Regions from separate parts of the Homo sapiens genome. Here region 2 is linked to region 1. Evidence: read pairs that join two places in POLR2A ChIA-PET (ENCODE). Cell type or tissue: OCI-LY7. All regions are shown on one strand. Each heading gives the region's core, and the rest is flanking DNA. Links, peaks and the distances in the headings are about the cores only. Region 1 overlaps CCDC12 (coiled-coil domain containing 12). Region 2 overlaps KIF9-AS1 (KIF9 antisense RNA 1).

Evidence for each region. ChIA-PET counts read pairs that join two places held together with the same protein. Peaks named below come from ENCODE experiments on the same cell type or tissue, not always from the same donor. Only the 100,000 strongest peaks of a DNase experiment are listed, where the experiment ranks them.
Region 2: POLR2A ChIA-PET joins it to region 1 with 5 read pairs; 1 of 35 experiments calls an interaction of 5 or more read pairs at or near these places.

What each region holds. Positions count from the first base shown.
Region 1 is chr3:46,952,171-46,954,975 of GRCh38, forward strand. The region is part of intron 1 of CCDC12 (coiled-coil domain containing 12); the gene reads right to left. Among named protein-coding and RNA genes, the nearest start is that of CCDC12, 23 kb to the right of the region's middle. In OCI-LY7, for the core only: no CTCF peak of the experiment used is centred there; a DNase peak (open chromatin) is centred at 1,411; H3K4me3 peaks cover 1,747 bases; H3K27ac peaks cover 2,500 bases.
Region 2 is chr3:47,174,835-47,177,639 of GRCh38, forward strand. The region is part of intron 2 of KIF9-AS1 (KIF9 antisense RNA 1); the gene reads left to right. Among named protein-coding and RNA genes, the nearest start is that of KIF9-AS1, 12 kb to the left of the region's middle. RefSeq lists an enhancer at 916-975. In OCI-LY7, for the core only: no CTCF peak of the experiment used is centred there; a DNase peak (open chromatin) is centred at 987; H3K4me3 peaks cover 1,706 bases; H3K27ac peaks cover 2,440 bases.

The DNA.
Region 1 (2,805 bases), core at 171-2,670:
CACCTGGCACTAAGAGCAGCTGGACCAATAGTAAAGGAACCACCTGGGGAGGCAGAAGGCACATGCTAACTTCCCATGTTACAGGAACTTCTGTTGTGTGAGCCTTCCAACAGCACCCACGTATTCGGTTATCACTAGCCTTGTTGCACAGATGCAAGAACTGAGGCTGGACCAGGTCTGTGCATGTCATACCTAATACTCTTTCCATTGGGTAGAGCACAAGTTTTGGGAAATAAACAGAAGCCCAGCTCCCCGCTGCCACATCCTCAGTTCTTTCTACCACACATGCTGCTTGTTTATCCTTTAGTTGTCTGTTCTATCCTCTTTTCCAACAACTATCTGCACCTCTGCTTCTCTCCTGCAAAATGAAGACAAAAATCCCAACCCTGCCCACTTCTTGGGAGTGTGGTTTTAACTAGGTTCCATAAAATTGGAAGATTTTCCATTAGAAGGTGAGCCCTGGGCAGTGCCGAACCCAAATGTCACTCTTCTCTGTTCTGCATGTCTTACAACACTGTCAATTCTTTGGTAATAACAGTATGCCAGGCAACTGATTATTCCATTAATTAAACAGTAGTACTGATATTATCAAAAATAATCAATAATTAATCACTATGAAAATCTAATAAGGTCAGCACTCCTTTCTCCTACCACAGATGAGAAAAATGGAAGCCCAGGACAATTAAGTAACCCATCCAGAGTCACACAGCTAGAGGTTGCCAGGACGCAAATGGCAGGGCAGGCTTCAAGCATAGGCTGATTCCCTCTAGAACCCCTGCCCTTTGCTCTTGTCCCACTCCTGTCCCTACCTTTCACATGCAAATGGTTTCAAGTGTGTCTAGGGTGCCTCCATCTGTCATCACATGAGAGTTGACAGCTCTTTCTGGTGTCATTTCAGAGAGATACAATCAAACCCATCGAGAGCCCCAAATATTGTCATTTCTTGGCCAAGAACTCCAGTCCCAAAAGACATCACAAGGAAATAAAAGAGCAATGCATGCAGAGGTGTTTAGAGCTGTGTTTCTCACAGTAGGGAGAAGTGGAACTATGCAGTGAGCCCAACACCGTAGGGCACAGTTATGCAGGCCAGCATTCACATGATGGGCCAGGGGAGGCATTAAAATAGCGAGGCAGCACTATGCAACAGACAAACACACAAACGCCAGGGGTAAGAGTCCTATATTACATACTCATGATTGCAACCATGGCAATACCATACATACAAATGGCCAAAGACTTCACAGACTCGCACTCAACCGTGGGTAGTATTTTTTCCATCTTCCTTAATTCTGCTGTCAAAATGACTTAATAATAAAAGTAACCAGAGGAACCTAGCTGACTATGGCTCACTATCTTGACTCATACCCTAAACAGATTCTCTTGACCCTCACCTGGCTAAATGGGGAAGCAGGAAACCATGGCTGGCACTCAGGCCTGACACAGCCTTGTCAATGCCTAATGACTTTTCTCAAGCTTGGAAAAAAAAAAAAAAAAAAGTCCAGCTTTGCTGGTGCAGAAGAGGACAGGTTGAGCCTGCACACACCAGCGTCCCTCTGCAGCCTGGGACTCTAACCACAGTAGCAAATGCAGCAGCCAATTGTAGACTAAGCCCTCTTAAATCAGGATAGACATCTCCATTACTGGGGGGCTAAAAATGTCGGTTAAGAAACTAACTGGTGATGAGCAATGAAGTCACCTCCCCACCCTCTCACCCTACCCCACCATTTCCCTTTTCTTGGAGGGGAAAAAAGCCTCCTTCACCACAAAGCAGAATTCACAACCACTAGGACTTCCTCACCATTCTAAGCTCACGAGGGGAGCAGCAGTGAGCAAATCACAAAAGCAAATGATAAGGTCCATGCAGATTGGAAGACCCCTCCCCTGGTGGGAGACAGCTTCGTGTGGCACCCAGAAACCCCTTCCCCATTGCCTCACAGTGGACAGTCAGAGGAATCAGGCACAGGGGGCCCACCTGGTCAGTTCCAGGGACTGGAACAACCACCCAGACTCTCTGGTCCTGAGGACATGTGGCTGCTACCTGACCATCCCCAGATCTGTAAGGCCTGTAGAACAAAAGAAGGTGACCTTTCTCCACAAACTCTGGCTGGTAGATAGGATCCTTAGGCTGAGCCCAGGAGGGAAGAGGAGGAGAAAGCCCAACCACTATGTGTTCACTTTCGCTGGATCCAACAGAGACAGCAAGCAAGGACCTGAAAACCTCAGTGGGTGGCCCCTGTAAATGATACCCTTTCGCCTCCCACACACACCCTAGTCCCATGGCCCTGTTTACATCAATTCTGGATCCCCTAAAACAGTTTCCTTGATAGCTGCCAACGGCCCTCACTCAAACCTGGCACCAGATGCATCAACCTCTATAGCATCTATGTGACCTTTCATGTGGGTAGATTTGTTCTTAAAATGGGGTGGGTCAAGGGAATAAGAGCTACCATTTATTAAAAGAACAGGTATTTCCACCGGGCACGGTGGCTCACGCCTGGTAATCCCAGCACTCTGGGAGGCCGAGGCGGGCAGATCACAAGGTTAGGAGTTCAAGACCAGCCTGGCCAACATGGTGAAACCCCATCTCTACTAAAAATACAAAAATTAGCTGGGCATGGTGGCGGGCACCTGTAGTCCCAGCTACTCAGGAGGCTGAGCAGGAGAATCGCTTGAAACCAGAAGGAGGAGGTTGCAGTGAGCCAAGACTGCACCACTGCACTCCAACCTGGGCAAAAGAGCGAAACTCCGTCTGAAAAAAAAAGTTATTTCCCAACCAACCGACAGCCAACACCACAGCTGGGACAT
Region 2 (2,805 bases), core at 38-2,537, 220 kb after region 1:
CTTGGTCTGTCACCCAGGCCAGAGCGAGTCTCATGGTTCACTGTAACCTCCGCCTCCTGGGATCAAGGAATCCCACCTCGGCCTCCTGAGTAGCTGGGACTATAGGCACAAGCCACCACGCCTAGCTAGTTTTTGTTTTGTTTTGTTTGATTTGGTTGGTTGTTTTTTTCTTTTTGTTTTTGTTTTTGTAGAGATGGCGTTTTGCCATGTTGCCCAGGGTGGTATCAAACTCCTAGGCTCGAGTGATCCACCCACTTCAGCTTCCCAAAAGGCTAGGATTGTAATCACATCTGTAGGCATGAGCCACCACGCCTGATAAATCTAACAATACATTAAACGTAAAATACCAGGCCAGGTGCAGTGGCTCACACCTGTAATCCCAGCAGTTTGGGAGGCCAAGGCGGGTGGATCACCTGAGATCAGGAGTTCAAGACCAGCCTGACCAACATGGTGAAACCCCATCTCTACTAAAAATACAAAAATTAGCTGGGCATGGTGGCACACGCCTGTGGTCCCAGCTACTCGGGAGGCTGAGGTGGGAGAAGGGACTAGCCTTGTCTCAGATGAGTCTTTGGACTTCTGAGTTAATGCTGGAATAAGTTAAGACTCTGAGGGACTATTGGGAACACATAATTGTATTTTGCAATGTGAGAGGGACATGAGATTTAGTGGGGCCATGGGTGGAATGATATGATTTGGGTCTGTGTCCCCACTAAATCTCATGTCGAATCCCCAGTGTTAGAAGTGGGGCCTGGTAGGAGGTGATTAGATTATGGGGATGGTTTCTCATGAATTGCTTAGTACCATGCCCCCTTGTGAGTTCTCACAACATCTGGTTGTTTAAAAGTGTGTAGCACCTCCCCACCCTCTCTCTTGGTCTAGCTCCTGCCATATAAAATGCCGGCTCCTGCTTTGCCTTTCACCATGAGTAAAAGCCTCCTGAGACCTTCTCAGAAACAGATGCTGCCATCCTTCCTGTACAGCCTGCAGTACCGTGAGCAAAATAAGCCTCTTTTGTCTATAAATTACCTAGTCTCAGGTATTTATTTATAGCAATGTAAGAAAGAACTAATACAAGTGGTTTCACTTCTTATAGCCTAAAACTACCTAGCATGCCTTTGAAATTGCAACTGCTTTCTATTTCTTATAATTCAGACTTGTCTTTTCATTTGTGACCAATTCCTGTTATTTCAAAACCAAAGAGTGCATGAGGGTGAATTATATTACCCTGAAGAGATGAGACAATGACTCTGTCTGAACCATTCAGCTGGTCTAGGTGACTAGAGACTGCAGAGATGTCAGGACTGTTGCCTAGGACACAAAGCAGACTTACAGGGCATTCCTCACTGAAAGAACATTTTAGGGACACTTACTTATCCAGAAAGGCATAAATAAGGAACTGGTAACCCTGATAACTTGAGAACCCTACTGCTACCTGGTGATTAGAGGCAGTCTGAGACACATAAGAGAGTGGTTCAGGCCAGGAGTGGTGGTTCACACCTGTAATCCCAGCACTTTGGGAGGCCAAGGTGGGTGGATTGCTTGAGATCAGGAGTTTGAGACCAGCCTGGCCAGCATGGCGAAACCCCCCTCTACTAAAAATACCGAAGTTAGCCAGGTGTGGTGGCACATGCCTGTGATCCCAGCTACTTGGGAGGCTGAGGCACGAGAATCACTTGAACCCGGGAGGTGGAGTTTGCAATGATCCAAGATCATGCCACTGGACTCCAGCCAGAGCAACACAGTGACACTCTGTCTCAAAAATATATATATATATTTTGGGACCTGGACAGGTGACCATGGTGAGACCTTTGAAGACATATGTATGTCCATAGCATGCATATGTCTTTGAACTGTGTATCTTGAAGTAATGTTATGTTAAATTATGTAATAGATAATCATAAAGTGTCTGAGTCATTTCTAAGTAAGTTAAAATGCTGAGATATCAATTTAATCTTTTAGTTTTTTGTTGTTGACTTTAGACATCTAGAAATATAAAGCATAATCAATTTAAGAATAAAAAATACGGCCTGGGTACAGTGGCTCATGCCTATAATCCCAGCACTTTGGGAGGCCGATGCGGGCAGATCGCTTGAGTCCAGGAGACCAGCTCGGTAACATGGAGAAACCCTGTCTCTACAAAAAATATAAAAAATTAGCCAGGTGTAATGGCAGGTGGGTGTGGTAGTATGCGCCTATAGCCCCAGCTACTAGGGAAGCTGAGGTCAGATGATCACTTGAGCCTGGGAGGTGTAGGTTGCAGTGAGCCAAGATTGTGTCACTGCCCTCCAGCCTGGGCAACAGAGTGAGACCCTGTCTCAAAAAGCAAAAACTATGCAAATAAGGACAATTATTAACAAAACAATCTGAAATCCGTATCTGAAAAGTGTTTCTGGCCAGGCGTGGCTCACGCCTGTGATCCCAACATTTTGGGAGGCCGAGGTGAGTGGATCACTTGACACCAGGAGTTGAAGACCAGCCTGGCCAACATGGTGAAACCCTGTCTCTACTCAAAATACAAAAATTAGCCAGGTGTGGTGGTGCATGCCTGTAATCCCAGCTACTTCTTAGGAGGCTAAGGCAGGATAATCGCTTGAACCCGGGAGGCAGAGGCTGCAGTGAGCCGAGACTGTGCCACTGCACTCCAGCCTGGGTGACAGAGCGAGACCCTGTCACAAAAAAAAAAAAAAAAAAAAAAAGTGTTTCTAAAGGTAACCAGGCCAGGCACAGTGGCTTGCCTAGGCCTACCAGCTGCAGGGCAGGTTACAGCTAGTGGCCCAAGCTCTGGGATAAAATATTAATCAA